Regions from separate parts of the Mus musculus genome. Here region 1 is linked to region 2. A link is a loop called in an ENCODE intact Hi-C map of the cell type or tissue named here. Cell type or tissue: heart. All regions are shown on one strand. Each heading gives the region's core, and the rest is flanking DNA. Links, peaks and the distances in the headings are about the cores only. Region 1 overlaps Tiam1 (T cell lymphoma invasion and metastasis 1). Region 2 has its middle 19 kb from the start of Gm52239.

The links. Peaks named below come from ENCODE experiments on the same cell type or tissue, not always from the same donor. Only the 100,000 strongest peaks of a DNase experiment are listed, where the experiment ranks them.
Region 1: a loop joins it to region 2, with 10 times the contacts of the local background. A loop is called at or near these places in 27 of 42 quality-filtered maps.

Annotation. Positions count from the first base shown.
Region 1 is chr16:89,825,956-89,835,636 of GRCm38, forward strand. Tiam1 (T cell lymphoma invasion and metastasis 1) reads right to left here. Exons shown (of 28, transcript NM_009384.3): 15 at 7,055-7,279. Among named protein-coding and RNA genes, the nearest start is that of Gm52239, 36 kb to the left of the region's middle. In heart, for the core only: a CTCF peak has its summit at 5,446 (motif pointing left); DNase peaks (open chromatin) are centred at 4,436 and 5,426; H3K4me3 peaks cover 932 bases; H3K27ac peaks cover 3,380 bases.
Region 2 is chr16:89,770,474-89,780,154 of GRCm38, forward strand. No RefSeq gene overlaps it. Among named protein-coding and RNA genes, the nearest start is that of Gm52239, 19 kb to the right of the region's middle. In heart, for the core only: CTCF peaks have their summits at 3,506 (motif pointing right) and 4,037 (motif pointing right); DNase peaks (open chromatin) are centred at 3,558 and 3,998; H3K4me3 peaks cover 1,044 bases.

The DNA of each region.
Region 1 (9,681 bases), core at 974-8,973, 56 kb after region 2:
TACGTGCAGGCCGACCACACTGGCGGCATCTTTCCTAGAACTAACTTTTTTTTCTTAAATAAAAGTCCAGTGACACCGAAGACAGTACAGAAGAACAACAAGACTGAGGTACTTTCCCTGCCAGAGGAAACCCAAGATAAACATACAGTAAGATAACACAGGCATAGAACAGACTGCTCAGAAGAGCCCCTGCCCCTCGGTGGAAGTATAGCACTGAGCAGACGCCCCAGGGCAGTCAGGAAAGGAACAAACGTCTGACAAATTCGGGGAGTGCCTTGACGGCCCATGTTGGAAGGAAAAAATAAAGGAAAGAAAACACTGGCTTCTACTCACCCCATTCCCAGAAAACCAGCACAGGGTGGACACAAACAGAAATGTCAAGCATTTAAGCTTTAAGTCTCTCGGCAGAAAATATATGTGGCAAATACAACTAGCAAGAGAGAAGGCAAGGGCATACAATACAGGTCTGGGGCTTGTAAAAGTCACGAGCTCAGTCCCTCTTACCCTACTTGGAGCCCAGCACTGGGCTGGGTCAAGGCTTGCTTTGACCAGTGGAAATAGTCTAAGTGAAAATCCACACATTTCTAGCCAGGGCCCAAGTGGTTGCACAGCTCCCCGTTCTTGCCCACCGTGCAAAGAAACTTCAAACCACGGTCTGGGGGACGAAGGGCTTCACGGAGAGGAGGGCCCTACTGGAGACCCAGTGTATATGGGGCTCGTGTAACAGAGACCCAGTTACACGCAGACAAGAGCAGGGTCAATCACGCAGCCTCAGACCAGTCCCAGACCAGCTGCGTGAGCCGCTGCAGAGGAACACAGCAGTCTCCAGCCCCCTGAGGCTGGCCTACACTGCCAGGTTACAGAGGACCAAGGCTGTCTTGCAGTGAGACACTCTGCAACAATAACCACTAAACCAATCAGGGCTGTGTGCTGATGACCAAAGAAACAGGACAGAGGAAGTGACAATGGCCAGCTTCAGGAATGCTGAGGGGAAGGCATAGGATGGCAGTCCAAACAGAAAGGAGACATCATCTTCCCATATTCAAATCCTCCTCTGGAGACCCTCGGCTTAGTGGGACCTATGGGTCATGATAAATGTGTAAGTATCATGTACACACATACACAAGTACATAAAATAGAAATGTAATGAAAGGATTACAGAAAAAGTCATAAAGACTGCGAATTTGGGCATGACTGATCTCATGACCTTGTAGAGAAAGTAAACCATAAAGGACATTAATGATTTCTAAAATTATTATTTTATGTGCACCGGTGTTTCGCCTGTATGTATTGATGTGTGCACCCCTGACGTCAAGAGAGGCTGGAAGAGGGTATCCGATCTCTTAGAACTGGAAGAGACAGTTCTCTTACAGACAGTTGTAAGCCACCATGTGGGTGCTGGGGATTAAACCTGGGTTTTCTGCAAGATAAACAACCATTCTTAACTGCTTAGCCATCTCTTCAACTCCAACACTAAGGACTTTTAAAAACATAAAATGAAGGCGCCTCCCTCTCCCCCCAGTCTGCAAAATTAATTCCCATACAGACACTCAATCTGACAGATGCCATCGACCAACTCTCGCTGCAAATCAAGACAAGGCGTTTACATCCTCCATACCCCGGCAGGACCCACAGAGACAGGCCATGCGCTAAGCGACAGAAAGCAAGGGTGCCAACAGCTTACAAGGCACACATGGCTGCAAACTTTATCGCCAAACAAACAGGGACCGTGTGCGTGTGGCCGCGTATCAGGGGATCTACTGAACTGGACCAGATTTGTTTGCAGGAAGACAGAGCTAAGCACTTGCTCTTTTGTGGTGCCTCTCCCTGCTCCCTCTGAAATCTCCATGGAACAGCAGAACAAAACAGAGCCTTCCATCTGTGTATAGCACAGAAAGCCACTGACTGGCCAGGCAGATCTGGCGCTGTCCATGCCTGGTGCAAACAATTCCTCCTTTGAACCCGAGTGCCTTAGTCTTACAGGGCCTTGCCTGTGCCCCAGATGCCAGGGAATCTACTTCCTGCAGGAGGTGCATCTGCGCTCGCTGTGGCCCACAGCTTCCTCTTAGCAGCAGACAGATGTGCAAAAAGCTTACTGAAGGGTCTCGGGCTCTCCAATCTGGGCCTGGTCTGAATGGGCTCTAAGGTGCCACTGGCGGATGTCAGTCACCCAGGCTCAGCTCTCTCTAGCCACTTATCGAATAAGCAGCAGTGAATGTCCTGCTAGAGAGCCTGCTGTCTTTACTACAGAAGCGCAGGCTCCTCACTGGGATAGTGCAAGGTGCCTGCTTCACCTCAGTCAGTCAAGGAGTCGTCTAGGGAGGCTGCATCAGAGAGGCATGGCCACCGAAATGAATGCCAGCTCTAATAACACAACTTAAGAGCGACAGACTTTTGAAAGAGTGTGTATGTGTATATGTGTGTGTGTATGTGTGTGTGTCTAAGAAGGTCTTGCTACATAGTCTTGGCTGGTCTAGTTACTACATTACTTAAGACTGTCACCCAAGTGATGGCATGACAGGCTTCTATCACCATTCCTGGCCCTAAACATATGCTTAAAACTTCTGAAAGGAGACCCCCAAATGCTAATGATAATCCTTACAATTTGCATAGAAGTTGATTTTCTGCATAATTACTATGGCAAGTAGCCTTGTTCTGTTGATAAATTTCTTAATCTCTATCCTATGCCGCAATAGTTACTCATTTTGAAGAAGCCACCATCAAAAATAAGCTCTCCTCTCGTTCCTTAGCACACACGACAGAAAAGGGATGTGGCAGTCGAGCATATTAATAACACAATAGATGCGTGTTTAAGATGCTTCTAAGAAACTTAGGCTCTGTACCCCTCCTCCCACACTGATGCTGAGATGCACAGCTGAACGAGGCACACGTGTGCCTTTTAACACACCTTGCCCATGATGCTCGACTGGGGCAGAGTTTTCAGGGGAAGGGGGCAGAGGCAGTCTCTGAGGGCATTTTGCTTGGGATTGGGCAGGCCACTACTGTCTTACAAAGCTTGTAGGGATATATAGAACTTCACACCAAAGAATTACCTGAGCCAAAATATTAAGATGCATACCACAAGGAATCCCGTAAGAACTGAATAGCGGCTTCTTGGAAACTCTATCCAAGCATCCCTTTCCGGTTCTCATAGCTGCCTCCCCTTCACAACACAGATCCTCCCAGAATCACACGCACTGAGGGACCTACCCTTGTGTTCTGTCCCGGCTCCCTTCCTGGTGTGTTCATAAACATGTGCTTGGGAAAGAAGAATGAAGGGAGGAACAGGGGGACTTCGGTCAGAACTATGGACCACAAATGACCACAGACTGGAACTAGGGCTTAGAATACGCTGGAGTGCAGACCTGGGCTTTCAAGGCAATGGGAAGACAAAGTAAGGAGAAAATGTACACCGTGGTCAGTTAACAGATTTCCAACATAAAAAATGTCAATGACGTGGATCCTGAAATGGTATCAGGCTCTGCTTGTCACTAGAACCCAGGACAGAAAAACGAGTCTACGAACAGGGAGAGTTGGTTGGTGGGCTATGGGGATCCAACTCTAGATACGTATGGGAATCACTCACACAAGAGACTGAGGGACTCAGAGCTGTGCAAAGGGCTCCCGGGGGCCTCTGTGCTCAGGAACACAGAACTCCTCGCCACCCAGAAACTGTAAGCACGGGGACATTCACAAAGCCACTTGCTGCTGGTGGAACTGGAAGAGCAGGCAGGGAGGAGCAGGGACTGGTTATCAGTCAGACAGTTCCCGTGGGCTCGGTGACAGCGGTTGGCTTAGGATGGAAACGGTTTCTAGTATACTCACCATTAGTGCAAACATTTTGTTGACTCGTTCGTTTAACCATCGCACAGACCTAGCAAGATGGCAGTGTCCTCTTGTCTCCACTTTGTAACGAGGACACGGTGCACAGAGTGCTGAATCGGGACCCATAGGGCCAACGGGCTAACATCAAAATGAACACAGTTCCCAAGAACCTGATCCAAGGCCTATTTTTAACCATCAGTCCGATGTTCCTACCTACAGGGTTCAAGCTCCTATATGAGAAAAAGGTTCAAAAATAACCATGGCTTGAAAGAGAATCACAACCTTCAGTCACGGCTCTCGGGGGAGGCCTAGTCAAGCCTGCATGCAAGGCAGTCAGTCAGTATCGGGGCTCACGTGGGCCTCAGAGTCCCTGGGGTGTTCTTGCTCCCTACTTGGGTCTCGTGTCTGGGTCACCAAATATTCAGTATGACCGTCTTAAAGACACCTCAGCAATAAACCCCAGACGTGTTACTCCGGATGGCTCTTATTTTTAGTTACTTCTAAATTTAGCCCAAGGCTGGAGTCCAGCCTACCCATTGTCCGACCCCGCTCTGTGCTCAGTGCGGTCATCTGCTGTGTGTGTGTTATCTCTGCCTTGCTGTGGGGCAGGCTGGCTGGATATCACATCCTGTTTCCTCGATTTCCTTATCATCTTCCTCTGTTAAGTGAGGATCAGGAAGCGGAAGCACTCAGAAGGCGGAGCCCCAAGTCACAGCCGTTGGTTAGGAAAAACAAAGGAGAGGATACGTCTCACAAAGGAGAGGATACGTCTCCTCGAGAAGACGCCAAAGTTGAAGCTCTGCTGCTCTGGACCAGGCTCAGTTCAGTAGGTTCGGCACGGAGCCTCCACAGGTGCCTGGTCTATGGGGGGTTACAGGAAAGCCAGTGCCGTGTTCAAGGCTCCATCAAAGGCAAGGAGATTAGTATATACACAGAATACGCCCAGATTCTTCTAAAACAGACTCACACAGGCAAGAACGCCTCTCACTAAAAACAATTGCGTCTCGTTTACTGTATCTCAGTATTCAACAGGCTGAGGCAGAAGGTTTCCAAATAGGGGAGGAGGCTAACTAGGATACTTAGTGATTATTGGCTAATGTGGGCTACACAGTTTCAAAAGTAAACAACCCCTCAGAGACACTCCTGGAAATAATCTGTACATATATAAATGGTCTTTTCAGTAGGGAATAGACATCAACAGTAAATAAGGGAGCCATTTGTGTGAGAGTCGGAGTTAAACAAAGACGTACAGCTCTATCTCTAAGGAGCCAGAGCGTGGTCCTCTCTGGCTTTGCAGACCTGGAGTCCCCATCACCATTCAATCTGCTGCTGCGATGGGGAGAGAATCCAAGCCAAGACGTGAACAGGGGGATCCGAGTTTCTTAAAATCAGGCGGGGTGACCCGATTTCTGTGTGTGGATTACAATATTGCAGTTATGAATTTGTATCTATACACAACAGAAATGACACTGATAGCCCGTTCAAACACGGCCACACAGGCTTACCTTGTGTGCCTGCTCACGAAATCCTTAAACAATCGAATCGCACTTCAAGTGGTTCATTTGCTCTCAGAATAGAGGCAGCGGGTTGTTTCCCTAACCCTGATTACAAGTGCCACCTTGTGGCCATCTGAGAGGACGGACTGCCTCCATGTTTTTTTTTTTTCCCCCTTGGTTTTTCAAGACAGGGTTTCTCTGTATAGCCCTGGCTGTCCTGGAACTCACTCTGTAGACCAGGCTGGCCTTGAACTAAGAAATCCGCCTGCCTCTGCCTCCCAAGTGCTGGGATTAAAGGCATGCATCACCACGCCCGGCTTGGCCTCCATGGTTTTAATTCCCTTTCCTTGGCATTCACCAAGCTTTTGAAGTGTGAGGGCCACTATAAGAGGGCAGTCCTAGAGGTCAGCGGTAACTAAGCACAATCAATCGAGTTTCTGAATCTTCAAATTATCAAACTCTTCCAAGAGCCACTAAACAAAACTGTGAGTGATCACAGGGCTTCTTGCTTAAACAGCAAAGCTGCAGAATATAACCTGACAATGGCAATGAATGACACCCAAGGCAGACACTGACACCAGAGACCCACCACCACTGCCGCCCTGCTCACATGAGACACCCCCACTGCCTCACGCTTCTGAAAACAGGGGGAGGAAGATAATTCTGAAACCAAGACTAGCAAGTCAACCCAGATCCTAGCACAGACCACACAGCCCCTCGGCCCACTCACTCGCTCCCGTCACCTGTATGGGAAGCTACGTCCAAAGAAGTGGAAGGCAAGGATGAAGAAAAGACACCCGTTCTCAGAAAACAGACACACAAGTCGGAGAGACAGACAGACAGACAGACACACACACACACACAGAGAGGCAAGGAAGGCAAGGATCACATGAGCCGAGCCAGGCATGGAGACATTGTCCTCTCACCCAGCACTGAGAAAGCTGAGGCAGGGAAATCTCAGGTTCGAGACCAACCTAGGCTATTCAAGGGGTTCCAAGCCAGACCAGGCTACAAAGTGAGAGCCTGTCAGAACAACTTAGAATCCAACCCAGCAAAACAAATAGCATACTACAGCTGCTGCCCACAGACACGCACGGCGGGTCATAGAGCTGGCGTTATAGGTGGGCACTAACTTCTGTGGGGATCCCAGGAAGGCTACGAAGGCACCCAACTGCTTCCATCAGAATGAACACCAGAAGGCGCAGGGAAGAAACTCGGGAGGGGTAGTGGATGGGTCAGGGTGGGCAGGGTTTCCCACTGACCCAGTTCATGTTCAGGGAGCCAAGTTAACCAAATGCCTGCTGGACAAGTTTCCTCACAAAGCATCCAACTTCTCTCACCGAGGAAAAGGAGCAAGGCGGGGCAGACTCCGGGGAGCGAGACGGAGAAGGCTAAAGTACGATTCAGCATGCCAGGATCTGATGCGATCCCATCTCTGTCCACAACCATGAAATGGTGGCCAACACTCACCTCTCTCCAAGATGACAATGAGCGAGAGAGCAGAAGAAACAAAGTTTTTCTGAGTGGGACCAGCAGACCTGTAGCAAAACAGTCATTCCACAACAAAAAATACCTTCTCTCTCCCTTTGAAGTGCCAACAGGAAGCACAGAGCCAGCTACCAGCTTCACTCACTAGGACCTTCCCGGGTTTGCAGGAACGAGCCCTGAAGTGGGCAGACTGCGGTACCTCCCCAGGCATGGATGGGTGAAGCGCAGCCCTGGGCACAGCATACCTGGGTTGCTGGTGAGGAAGGCGAGGGGGCTCTCGCCAAGGTCCACAGGGCCGTCCACTCGGTGCGGAGGGTTCTCCAGCAGCTCCACGCCTCCCTCTGGCTCAGGGTAGGTCCTCACCAGGAGGCCCAGGGAGGGCTGTGAGAGGAAATCTTTGAGCATAGATGAGTTCAGGGTACCAGCAGCACGATTATTGATCTCGAGAATCTCATCCCCCGCCTTCAGGCCTGCCAACGCATGATGGGAAAGTTTTAATGTCACACAGAGCAGAGCATAACAACTTAGAAGTTCTGTCAGGAGGGGCCTGCCCGGCTCCTCTCCTGCTAGGAGTCTCACAGCCCCAGGGCTGCTGGGAGCAGGCTGCAGTGCTCACACAGTTTTGAGGAGACTCTAGAGCCCTGGTTCTCAGCCTTCCTAATGCTCTGAGTCCTTAATACAGCTCCCCATGTTGTGCTGACCCCTACCATAAAATTATCACCTTGCTATTTATAAATGTAACTTTGCTATTGCTGTGAATCCTAACGGGTGACTCTGATGAGCCGGATACCTGCTGTGCAGCCCCCAGGGTTGAGAAGCACTGCTTCAGACCTCCTCTTCTGACCCCAGAGAATCACCTCAACAATCGCTACTGCTTCAACATGTTCTAAGCCTCGGCCCATTTTCCTTTTTAAATGCCAATTCTGGTTGACTCTCCAAGACGCTGGTCTCTGGGAACACCGGCAACAGCGTACTGTACACACGCGTGTCTCTTGATCATTTTTACGGAACTAAAATGCAGGAAGTTGCTCCTTTCTATCACTAGAAGTTAGGCTGCTGTTTTTGTCTCCACCACCACCCCCAAATTCGTACAGAGATGACAATTTACAGAATTCAATGCAGTTGTTATCACTCCCCCTGCCTATGACCCCAGGATTCGGGAAAAGTGCAGCTTTAACCTCTAGCCCTAAACAACTCACTTTTGAGTTAAAATATAGAGCAGTATAATATTTAAACAGAAAATAAAAAAAAAACAAAACAATATATGCAGTGTTGGTGTTTGGTTTCGGTGCATACATGTGTGCACATGTGCATGTGCAGTGTGTGCGTGCCATTTTCCCTAGAGGGAAGATCTTTGCTGTTGGGACCAGGAGACGTTGGAGTCTGTCTGTTGGGCCCTAGGCCCAACAGCGTTACAGCCACAAACCCACAAAAGGATGGGACCTTTAGAAACTGGATGAGACCAGAGAGGTTTCTCTCCAAAAGAACCCTGGGCAAGGGGGGGGAGGGGGGAAGCAAGATTATCAACTGCTGCTGCTATAAGCCACCCAGCTTCCAGTAGTTTGTTATGGCAACACGGGGAAGACGACACAGATGAGTTCTTCTCGGGATGGGCAATAAGAAGAGAGGGGCCGTCAGCAGTACTGTGCTACCAGCGCCTCACCGAGTCCTGTCTGTCACAGCTGCGACATGGCCCGGCTTTGTGACCCTTGGCCATTACTGAGTCAGCCCCAGCCTCAGCCTCTCATGCAAGAAATGGTGTGTGTGTGTGTGTGTGTGTGTGTGAGAGAGAGAGAGAGAGAGAGAGAGAGAGAGAGAGAGAGAGAGAGAGAGAGAGAGAAAATGAAGCTAACCGTGTGGCTAGACACTGAATGGACATGGAGCAGCCTGAGAATACTCAACAGACATCGGCTCTCCATATTGTTATTCATCCTCAACTGACCCTGGAAATAAGAACGGACTCTGAAAACTGTATCTAGGGGAGCTGGAGAGATGGCTCAGAGGTCAAGAGCACTGACTGTTCTTCCAGAGGTCCTGAGTTCAATTCCCAGCAACCACATGGTGGCTCATAATTATCTATAAGACCTGGTGCCCTCTTCTGGCATGCAGGCATATATGCAGGCAAAATGCTGTACACATAATAAATAATAAACAATCAAATAAAATTTTTTTAAAGAAAGCTATATGTAGCATCCAAACTGTTTAGAGTAAGATGACATATGTCTCTCTCATCCAGGCTATGTCCTGTGAGGCCATCGTGAAAATACATATCATGGATAAATGATAAATGGCTCTTTTGTGATCCCCAATCGAGAATGACCATCCAAAACAAACAGGACCCTAATGAGGGTGTGTGTGTGAAGGGTCAAAAGGCACACAAAGGCACAAGGGGCCTGCTAGTTCTGCTAGAGCGGCCAACGTGAGACCCAACTACAAGTGGCCTGCGTGTGAAGAGCAACGGGCAGGAGTGGGAACAAGAGACCCAGATGCAGTGCTTTAGAGCCAGAGCCCAGTGTGGCAGGCTGACCAAGGTAATGAAGGGGTGTGTGTTCATGCGACAGATGTCCAGGTCCACATAGGCAGCGTTCCCCCGGTCTCTCTTCTCAACCACAAATTCTGGCCATTTTAACCAGGATGCAGGCACCAAGGCCGTGTTCCAAAAGCCAGTCAGAGTTCCGTTCTGCACGCTAACAGGTGGTCAAAGAACTTGGACTTGATGGGTGTGGAGAAGCAGCTATCTCACAGATTACAGGCACCAAAGGCTGGCTGAACAACAGACCCAAGCCAAACTGGAGGAGCAGAGAATCTGGGGAAGAGAATCTGGGGAAGGGCTTTGGTTGTTCTCAGATACACAAATGGGATGTGTGGCCCG
Region 2 (9,681 bases), core at 627-8,626:
AGGGGGAAATGCCACCATAAAATCCAGCTGTGGGGTATTTATTTAATTAGTGATTGACAGGGGTGGGCCCAGCCCATTGTGGGTGGTGCTATTCCTGATCCAGGGTTCTATAAGAAAGCAGGCTGAGCAAGCCAGTAAGCAGCATCCCTTCATGGCCTCTGCATCAGCTCCTGCCTCCAGGTTCCTGTTGTTTTGAGTCCCTGCCCTCACTTTCTTCTCCCTTCGATAGTGGACTATAACCTGGACGTATAAGCCAGATAAACCCTTTCCTCCCCAAACCACCTTGATTATGGTGTTTTATTACACAGGTAATAATATCACTTCTTGGCCTTTTGGCTAAGATCAAGTGTATTACACAGGTATTAATCCTACCTGAGACACTCTTCCATCTATTTTTCCCCTGTTTGGTCATTGTACTGGCTCGCTTTATGTCAGCCTGACACAAGCTAGAGTCTGTGAGGCAGTAGACCATGCTACTCCACTTGGTAAAGCTGAGTAGGTTCAGAAGCCTTGGCACCTCATACCAGAGGACAGTAGTTGCCTTACCTGCTCCCGCTGAGGCCCCTGTCACATGACCACGGCTTCCCATGGAGAGGAGCATCAGTCACATAGGGCCGGCAACCCAAGCCCCTCCACATGCAGATGAGTCAGCCCTGACATCTCAGACCAAGCCAATAGAAAGCATCTGCTGTCAGACCCCAACCCATCCCAAAATGTATCTAAGACCCTACCCAGAAGGAAGAAAGACGTGAGAATGACTCCATCTCAGATCATCTGAGAGCTTCTGTCATACAAGAGCTGTAGCACTTCCTGGGGAAGAGAGTTCTCTCCTGCCGGGTGGCTCCTAGCTTCTGTACCTCGCCTGCTCACCATCTTGGCAGTCAGAGCGGTGGTCACCATTCTGCTCCCTGCTCAAGTGCCAGCCAGTCAGCTGCTGTAGCAGTGTCTTGCAGCTCTAGAGTAGCCGCAGAAGATCTGACTCCCCTCTCCCCCTCAAAGACTGTAACTCCTTGAACACTCCAGTAAGGCCAGAGCCCCCAAGATCTCCAGTTACACTGGCAGAGAGGAAGGAGGCTCGATTGAGGCCTCTATAAGATCCACCTGTAAGGCATCTTCTTAATTAGTGGTTAACAAGGAGGCCCAGCCCATTGTATAGCTGAACTGGTGCTCCCAGGTTCTATAAGAAAGCAGGCTGAGCGAGCCATGGGGAGCAAGCCAGTAAGCAGCAGTCTTGCATGGCCTCTGCATCAGCTCCTGCCTCCGGGTTCCTGCTCTGTGTGAGTTCCCGTCCTGATTTCTTTAGTGGTGAACATCAATGTGGAAGTGTAAGCCAAATAAACCCTTTCCTCCTCAACTTGCTTTTTGGTCATGGTGTTTTGTCACAGCAGTAGAAACCATAACTACAACAGTAGTTTTGCTTCACTTGCCTGCCTGCTATAGGAACCCATGCGGCCCAGGCTGGCTTTAAACTCCTCCTACCTCCATCTCCCAAGTTTTTGGATTACAACTGGGCACCACCATGTCCGGCCCTCTGGACTGTTTTTGTTGTTGTTGTTGTTGTTTTGGTTTTGGGTTTTTTTCCTCTGAGGCTACTGGAGAAGCTGTTTCTCAGCACCTAAAGTGGAAAGAGCCTAGGGCCCAGGAACTGTGAGCTCTGTAAGACCTGGTGATGGTGAATTAGAGGCCAGGAAGCTTGGCTCAACACCCTACCTAATAAGTGATGAGAGGCAGGATGGTTTGGTGATGAGATTATTGCTGCCCTGGAAATGAAATTCTGTCCCAGGTACATACCCACTCACCTGCCATGTCTACTTCAGGGAGACGCCCCCACAGGAGCCCCAAACAGACTCCAATTCACAGACTCTTAATTTACAAAGTTCCAATATCACTTGCTGAAAGTGGTGCCTATGAAGTAATAACTTCATTGGCAAGATGTCATTTGTCAAAACTAGTAACACAAATATTGTTCCTCAAAATTGTCCCACAGCGAATGAATGACATTTCTAAAGTAGGTAACTTTACTAAAACTCCTGTATTTCCACTACTCCCAGAATAGGACACACACATATGAACTCACAACACACATGAACTCACAACATACAAATTCACAACACACACACAAATGAACTCACAACACACATATGAATTCACAACACACACACAAATGAACTCACAACACACATATGAGTTCACAACACACAACACAAATTTACAACATACATATACACACAAACTCACAATACCCACATTGTAGGAAGCCAACTCTAAGATGGCGCAGGTTTCTGGTGTGCCGTTGTCATAAACAACATCAGCGCAGGTGTAAACCAGAGATTGGCGCCAACCCCTCCCGAGCAGGTGCATGCTAATTAGGCATCGACAGACTGACCAATCCCAGGAGGACACGAAGCCTTTCCCTGTGCTGGGGTGCATATAAGCAGACCTCCCTGGGTTCCCGGGGTCCCCGTAGCAGCATCAAGGTGTTCCTGCAATAAAGGCTGTTGAGAAGAATCCGACCGTGTTGTGTCTTCCTTGCCGGCCGAGGTGGGCGCGACACCACATGAACTCACAGCACACACAGGAACTCACAACACACACTCACAAATGTATGCATCCGCTGGCTGAGCTCTCTTTCCCACACCACAGGCAGCATCTTTCACGTGAGGACGCCGATTCCCATGCCCCTCATCAGCATCTTTCATGTGAGGATGCCCGCTCCCATGCGGTCCATTAGCATCCACACCGTCCTCACCAGCTTGTCAGTTCTCTCTGGCGCTTGGTGCGGTCCATACCAGAGTCACAGCTTTTCTAAATGTGACAGCACCACGGTGAACTCTGGGTCAAAACTGGAGATGCAATTCCCCAGCGTCATCCAACCTCACCTCATGCGCCCCCTACTCCGTGCCCTTTCACCAAATCATCTTAAAGGATTCCTCTGCACACGCCAGTGGAGCCCACCCCTGACGGGCACCCAGCCCCGTCCTCAGCATCACCATCCTGTTCACTTACTTCACGGATGCAGCTAATTGCTCAATCTCGGGGCATAGGTCTACGTCTCCAATCCTTGGGGCGAGTGTTAGGACTGGAAATAGAGATGAGCAGACGCTACCCTGAGAGTTCCGTCGATGCGTGTGCTGTCAATCACCAGAGACTTGCTCCTCAATACTTATTTTATGTATATGGGTGCTTTGCCTGCAGATCTGTCTGTGCACCGTGTGCATGCTGTGCTTGAAGAACCCAGAATGTACCATCGTCCTCAGAACTGGAGTGACAGTCTATTGCCAACCACCAAGCCGGTGCTGGAAAACGAACCTGGGTCCTCTGGAAGAGCGTTGAGTGCTCCTAAACCCTGAGCCGTCTTCCCAGCACCTACCCTAAAGCTGAACCCTAGACAAGCCCAACTGCGCAGGTATGTGAGCCCAGACAGACGCTTCTTTAGAGTGAGAGGGAAAAAGGGAATTGCAGCCTGGATCCTTCCAAGTTCTAAATACGATGCGGCACTTCGTGGATCCATCACGAGGGGGCACCAGAGAGGCGTCCTCGCGCACAATTTGGAGGGACCTGCCTGAAGCCAACCGGGTTATGTTGGACCAAAGCAAAGGGGCAGGGGTGGGGAGAGGCAGAACACGATCCTCTCACTCCCTCCAAAATCAGGCAAATCCATGGTTCGTCCAGTTATAGCAGCAGCAGCCAACTCGTGAGGATCCCTAAAACTTCCTTACTGCATTAAAGCAAACACCAGTGCCGAGCACTTCGCTGCCAGGGTTTCAGTTAAACGATGGATTTTCGAGGGAAATTGAATCCAACTGGCACATTACAATCAACTGCATGCCTTTAAACACAGCGACGTTCCCATCTTAACCCAAAGCAAGAGGCTCCAGGACCACCTTGGGGGCGGGGGCAGATTCCCGCCAAAGTCTGATGCTTCTTGCTCTGTTGGCTCTCTCAGCACTGGACCCTCGCTGCCTAATTGCTAAGCTAGCTTCAGTTCTTCACCGGCAGAGAAATCTAGGACTATCCTACAGATCTCCACCAGGGGGCAGGCAGGGTTCACGTAGTTGTTTGGGAGAAAGGCTTCCCACGCAGCATGCTGTTATCCATCCTACACGGATAAACCCGTAAAAGAAACACTAACTTAGCCTTCTTAGAGACTAGAAATTCCCTTTGTTGTTTGAAAGAAGCCGGGTTCGCATATAACAGGCAGGTCCTGTTATAGCCAATGGAAGCACGTTCTGGTTTGATATGCGCATTTGCTGAGCGGTATTGTATCTCTGGGTGGTCTTCCTCCATCACTGCCGGCAAAAGCCTCCATTTCTTTGTGTGTGTGTGTTTTGGTTTGGTTTTGGTTTTTCGAAACAGGGTTTCTCTGTATAGCTCTGGCTGGCCTGGAACTCACTTTGTAGACCAGGCTGGCCTCGAACTCAGAAATCCACCTGCCTCTGCTTCCCGAGTGCTGGGATTAAAGGCGTGTGCCACCATGCCCGGCTAAGCTTCCATTTCTTACGAGCCCTTTTTCTCTCCTCTCATTTGAAGATAGGGGTATTGGGCACATGCATCGACTGGATAGTTGAAGAGAGATGAATGAAAGATGAGAACAAGGAGTTTTGAAATGCATGATATGGATGCCAGAGAGAGAGAGGGAGAGAGAGCGAGAGAGAGGAAGAGAGAGAGAGGGAGAGAGAGAGAGAGGGCTCCTTTGCGTTGTCAATATCAAAATGGTCAAATGTATTGGAACCCACTTCTTCAGCAAATGCTTAGGGACTTTATTGTGAAGAACACTCAAGAAAACTATTTATAAACACTAGGAAATATGTCTCAAGGGGATGTTTTATGGCTACAGGGTAATTTGAATCTGCTGAAGAAGGATGCCTTTTTGGGTACATTCTGAAGAATGCTAAAGAATAACTAAGCAGGGTTCCCATTGTTTTAATTATTACCAATTTTTATTTAACACAAGCAAAGAGTTATTAGTTACAAATTTAGGGAGTAAAATCAGAAAACATGGTAGATGTGGTGACTCGAACATACATAATTCTGGAAGTTGAGAAGCTGGGACAGGAGGATTGCCATGAGTTCAAGGTTAACCTGGGCTTCTACGTGAGACCTCATCCTGATAGATAGAGATAGATAGATAGATAGATAGATAGATGATAGATAGATGATAGATAGATAGATAGATAGATAGATAGATAGATAGATAGATACAGAAATACAATGTGGAATTAATCAGGGAAATAACAGAATTTCTGGGAATCTATATCCTTAAAATCCTTATTCCTCCCATCTCTTTTCTAGGCTAGAAAAGGATTTTTTTTTCTTCTAGTCCACTTTAAATTCTATGCCTGGGGCTTTTGATAAATTAAACTAACAAGACAGCTTGACAAGAGTTATATATAGACATGTGTAAGTTTTTCGTGGCAGAGGAGTGTTTGTAAGGAAACAGAGACCTCAAGAAATGGCTCAGCCTGGGTGGAGAATGGAAGCCAAGGGGAAGTGTGATGAGACAGATGGGTACGAGCTAAGGCTAGCCCCCCGAGAGCATCTTGGCGATGCCCATTTCTTCAGATTCCCCTTGGCATCCCTTCCTCTTAGGGGCCTGGCTGCTTGCCTGTCAGGTATGGTGGGCTGTGCCTATAATCACAACACTCCAGAGACTGAGGCAGGGAAAACTACCATGAGTCTGAGGCCAGTCTGGGTTACCAAGGACGAGCTTGTCTCAAAAACAAACAAACACAAACTGTTCCTCTCGCCTCTGCTCTCCATCTTCTTGTGCAGGGAGAGAGCCTTTCCTGTGAGCATCTTCCGACCTGCTTCAAAGGAAAAGGGGGGAAACAAGGAGCTTTTCCTGCACCTGTTTCCAGACCCTTCCGCTTAAGATACTCAGTGTGACAAGGCATCATATTTGGGGGTAGCATGGCCTGAAACCCACTGCCTCCTCAGGAAACACTGAGAGAAGGGGGTAGGACAGTGTGTGTGAGCAGGAGCGCCCTCTGGGGTGGGTACACAAGGGTCGTTTCATGTACTTATTTCTGCCGCCTATAGAAATCTTGACTCAGGAGCTGTGTTTATCCACAGTCACTATCTTGACTCATATTCTATAATAGATACTCAGTAAATGTTGCTAAGGTGCTAGCTTTTAAATTACTGGGGGGGGAAATACATTTCATAACCTTCAGCTCCATTCCACGGTGGGAAAGAATTGGATTTTCCATCGGTCGTTGATAGGGAACTAGTATCCACAGCTCTCCTTCCAGACTGGAATGTCCCGGAAGGTTTTAAGCACGGAGATACTCTGACAAAACATCTATACACCGTGGTTCTCCATTGTGCAGTTACCAGCAGCAGAAATGCTGAGGACATACCCACATGAAGCCGGGTATGGATGCATGCCTACAGTCCCAGCCCTTAGCAATGCAAGGGGGTGGATGCAAGTTCAAGGCCAGTCATGGGTAGAAAGACCTGACCCATCCCAAAATGCACAATGCATAAGCACACAGTCCCGTGCATGTGGTTGAGTTTCTATTAAACAATAAAACAGAATAGAAGATGATGGAATTAAAAATGATACGGTGAGATCTCAATTTTGGACACATCTATATTCTGCTTTGATACCTGCACAGATCTGGCTTGGCCTGACAAATGCCCTGTGCCTGGCACCCATGGAAAGAGCCCTGGTGTACACCTGAAAATTTCAAACTCTTCAGCTACACTAAGGGGACCCCAGATTCTTCTCTACCCCGGTTCCTAACTTTCTATCCTGGCCACAGGCAGGACCATTTCATTGAGCTCTGGAGGAAGCGCTTCCCCATGGTTTTTCTGCTTGGCCCAAGTTCACCTCTTAACCTTGCAGAGTTTCTCTGGCTCCTCTCAGACATTTCTCTGCTGACCTTGCCCAGGCTTCGGTCTCACAAGGTCCTCATTCAGTCACACACAAAGGCAAGCATTCTTAGTCATCAGCTCTGGTTTGGATGCCACCACCCCCCACCCCCACACACACCCAAAATTCATGTTGACACGTCCCCTTGCCCTCATGAATACACTAGTGCTACAAAAGTGGTGGAGGGAACCAGCAGGGGCTTGTGTGCTCTTCCATCCCCCTGCCAAGAGAGGACATGATGTTCACACTGTTGTATGGTTTGAATAAGAAACACCCACAAACACATCTGTGAGACATTTGGTCCTCCAGCTGGTGGTGCTAAGTTTGGAGGCAGTAGAAACTTTAGGAGGCAAGGCCTCCCTGGAGGAAGTAGGTCATAGGTGGATATGACAGTGATGCGCCTTTGTAAGTCATGCCTGGGTCCCATGGCTTCACCTCTTTCTGCTTTCCACCTACCATGAGGTGACAGTGTCTTCTTTCACTGACCATGAAGTTCTGCTCCACCAAGCACTGTGGACAAAAATCTGAGAATGCAGGAAACAAATCAAGTCACTCCTCCTCCTAGGCTGTTTCTATTGGGTATTCTGTTGGAGCAAGAGGAAAGTATCTAATATCCACCTAGTCCACCATGTATGGAGACAGCTGGAAGACCACAGCCCGTGATGGCCAGCATCTTGATCTTGGAGTTCTCCACCTCTAGAACTACGGTAAATTATCTTCTCCAGTACTTTGTTTCAGCAGTGTAAGTGGACTAAGACACCTGTGCAGTTTGGGTGTGAAATGGCTCCTGTGTTCACTGCCCTGATCTGCAGGGTGCGGCTACTGGGAGGTGCTGAGGACGTTTAGAACCTAAGGGTCACTACAAAGTCCTTAGGTCCTTGAGGACATGTCCTCTAAAGGGATTCAGGGACACTATTCATCCTTTCTCTGGCTCCTGCCTCTGAATGTGGAGTGTTTGCTCCTGAAGTGGTTTAATATGCTTGGCCCTTGGGAAGTGGCACTATTAGGAGGTGTGGCCTTGTTAGAATAGGTGTGGCCTTGTTGGAGGAAGTGTGTCACTGTGTAGGCAGGCTTTAAGGTTTTCTAGTACTCAAGCTCTGCCCAGTGTGGAGAGAGAGTCTCCTCCGGGCTGCCTTCAGATCAAGATGTAGAACTCTCTCAGCTTCTTCTCCAGCTCCATGTCTACCTGGAAGCTGCCATGCTTCCTGCCATGATGATAATGGGCTGAACCTCAGAAACTGTAAGGCAACCCCAATTAAATGTTTGCCTTTGTAAGAGTTGCCTTGGCCATTGTGTCTCTTCACAGCAATAAAACACTGAGACAGTTCCTAAATGTGCTTCTGCTATGATTTGCCAGGGGCCCAAACACGTGGGGCCAGCTGGTCTTGACCCCTCCAGAGCCTGTGAGTGTGTCTCTTTATATTGTGTGTCAATTGCCGCAACTTGTGTCAACTTGACACAGACTGGAGTTATCACAGAGAAAGGAGCTTCAGTTGGGGAAATGCCTCCATGAGATCCAGCTGTGGAGCATTTTCTCAATTAGTGATCAAGGGGGAGGTCCCCTTGTGGGTGGTGCAGTCTCTGGGCTGTTAGTCCTGGGTTCTATAAGAAAGTAAATGGAGCAAGCTAGGGGAAGCAAGCCAGTAAGAAACATCCCTCCATGGCCTCTGCATCAGCTCCTGCTTCCTGACCTGCTTGAGTTCCAGTCCTGACATCCTTTGGTGATGAACAGCAATGTGGAAGTGTAAGCTGAATAAACCCTTTCCTCCACAACTTGCATCATGCATGATGTTTGTGCAGGAGTAGAAACCCTGACTAAGACAGAAAGTCAACGAATAGTGGCAGCCTGTTATTTCACTATCACCTAAGCCTTGGACGACAAGGACTCTCTTGAGAATCGAAACAGAAGGATCCATACCTGAGCCCACGCAAAGAATCTGCTCAGTGAAGTGGGTATTGGCTGAAGGAGTGGCTCTTAGCCTTCCTAGAGCTTGACACTTAAATACACTTCCTCGTGTAGTGCTGACCCCAGCCATGAACTTATCTTGTCGCTATTTCATAACTGTAATTTTGCTACTGTCATGGATATTAATATAAATATCTGATATGCATGCTATCTGGTATGTGGCCCCCAAAGGAATTGAGACCCGCAGGTTGAGAACTGCTACGTGCAATGAATGCACTGTCCTAGGCAAGCAGCAAAGCCTATTCCAATTAGTGACTTTATATGCATATATATACATATATATATATATATATATATATGTATATATATGCATATATTCCTTAAGTTGTCCGCAGGTAGAGCCTCCTGGCCTGTCACTGAGGATACTCATAGCTCTGAACGAGGTTTTCAAGGAAGGTCATGAGCAGGAGACCAGGAGAGTCTTATCAAGTTCAGATGCCGTCAAGATGTGTGTGGGAGGAACTGGATACTGATGAATTAATGCAACCCTGCTGTCTACCTGGCTATAGATAAAAACACGCCTCCCCCAGTCCCTACACAAGTTTAGGCCCTTGGACCTCTAGGTGAGTCAGAACTATACAACTGGCCAGAGTCCTCCATGTTCCAAACAGGCCTCCTAGCTGTCAATCAATCATTTTTATTCCCCTGTCATTCTTGTCTTCCAGCCTTATCAGGTGACCTTGTGGTACACAATCAATGCCTTGGCCTTTTAAAGCCTGAGATGCCAGCTCCCCTCCTGTTCCAAGTAGCCGACAAGCTGGAGAACTCTGATTTATTAGGCTAACTGACCAACCCAGCTAGTGCTCTGGAGAGACCTGGCCTGGAGTTGCAGGTTCCCAGC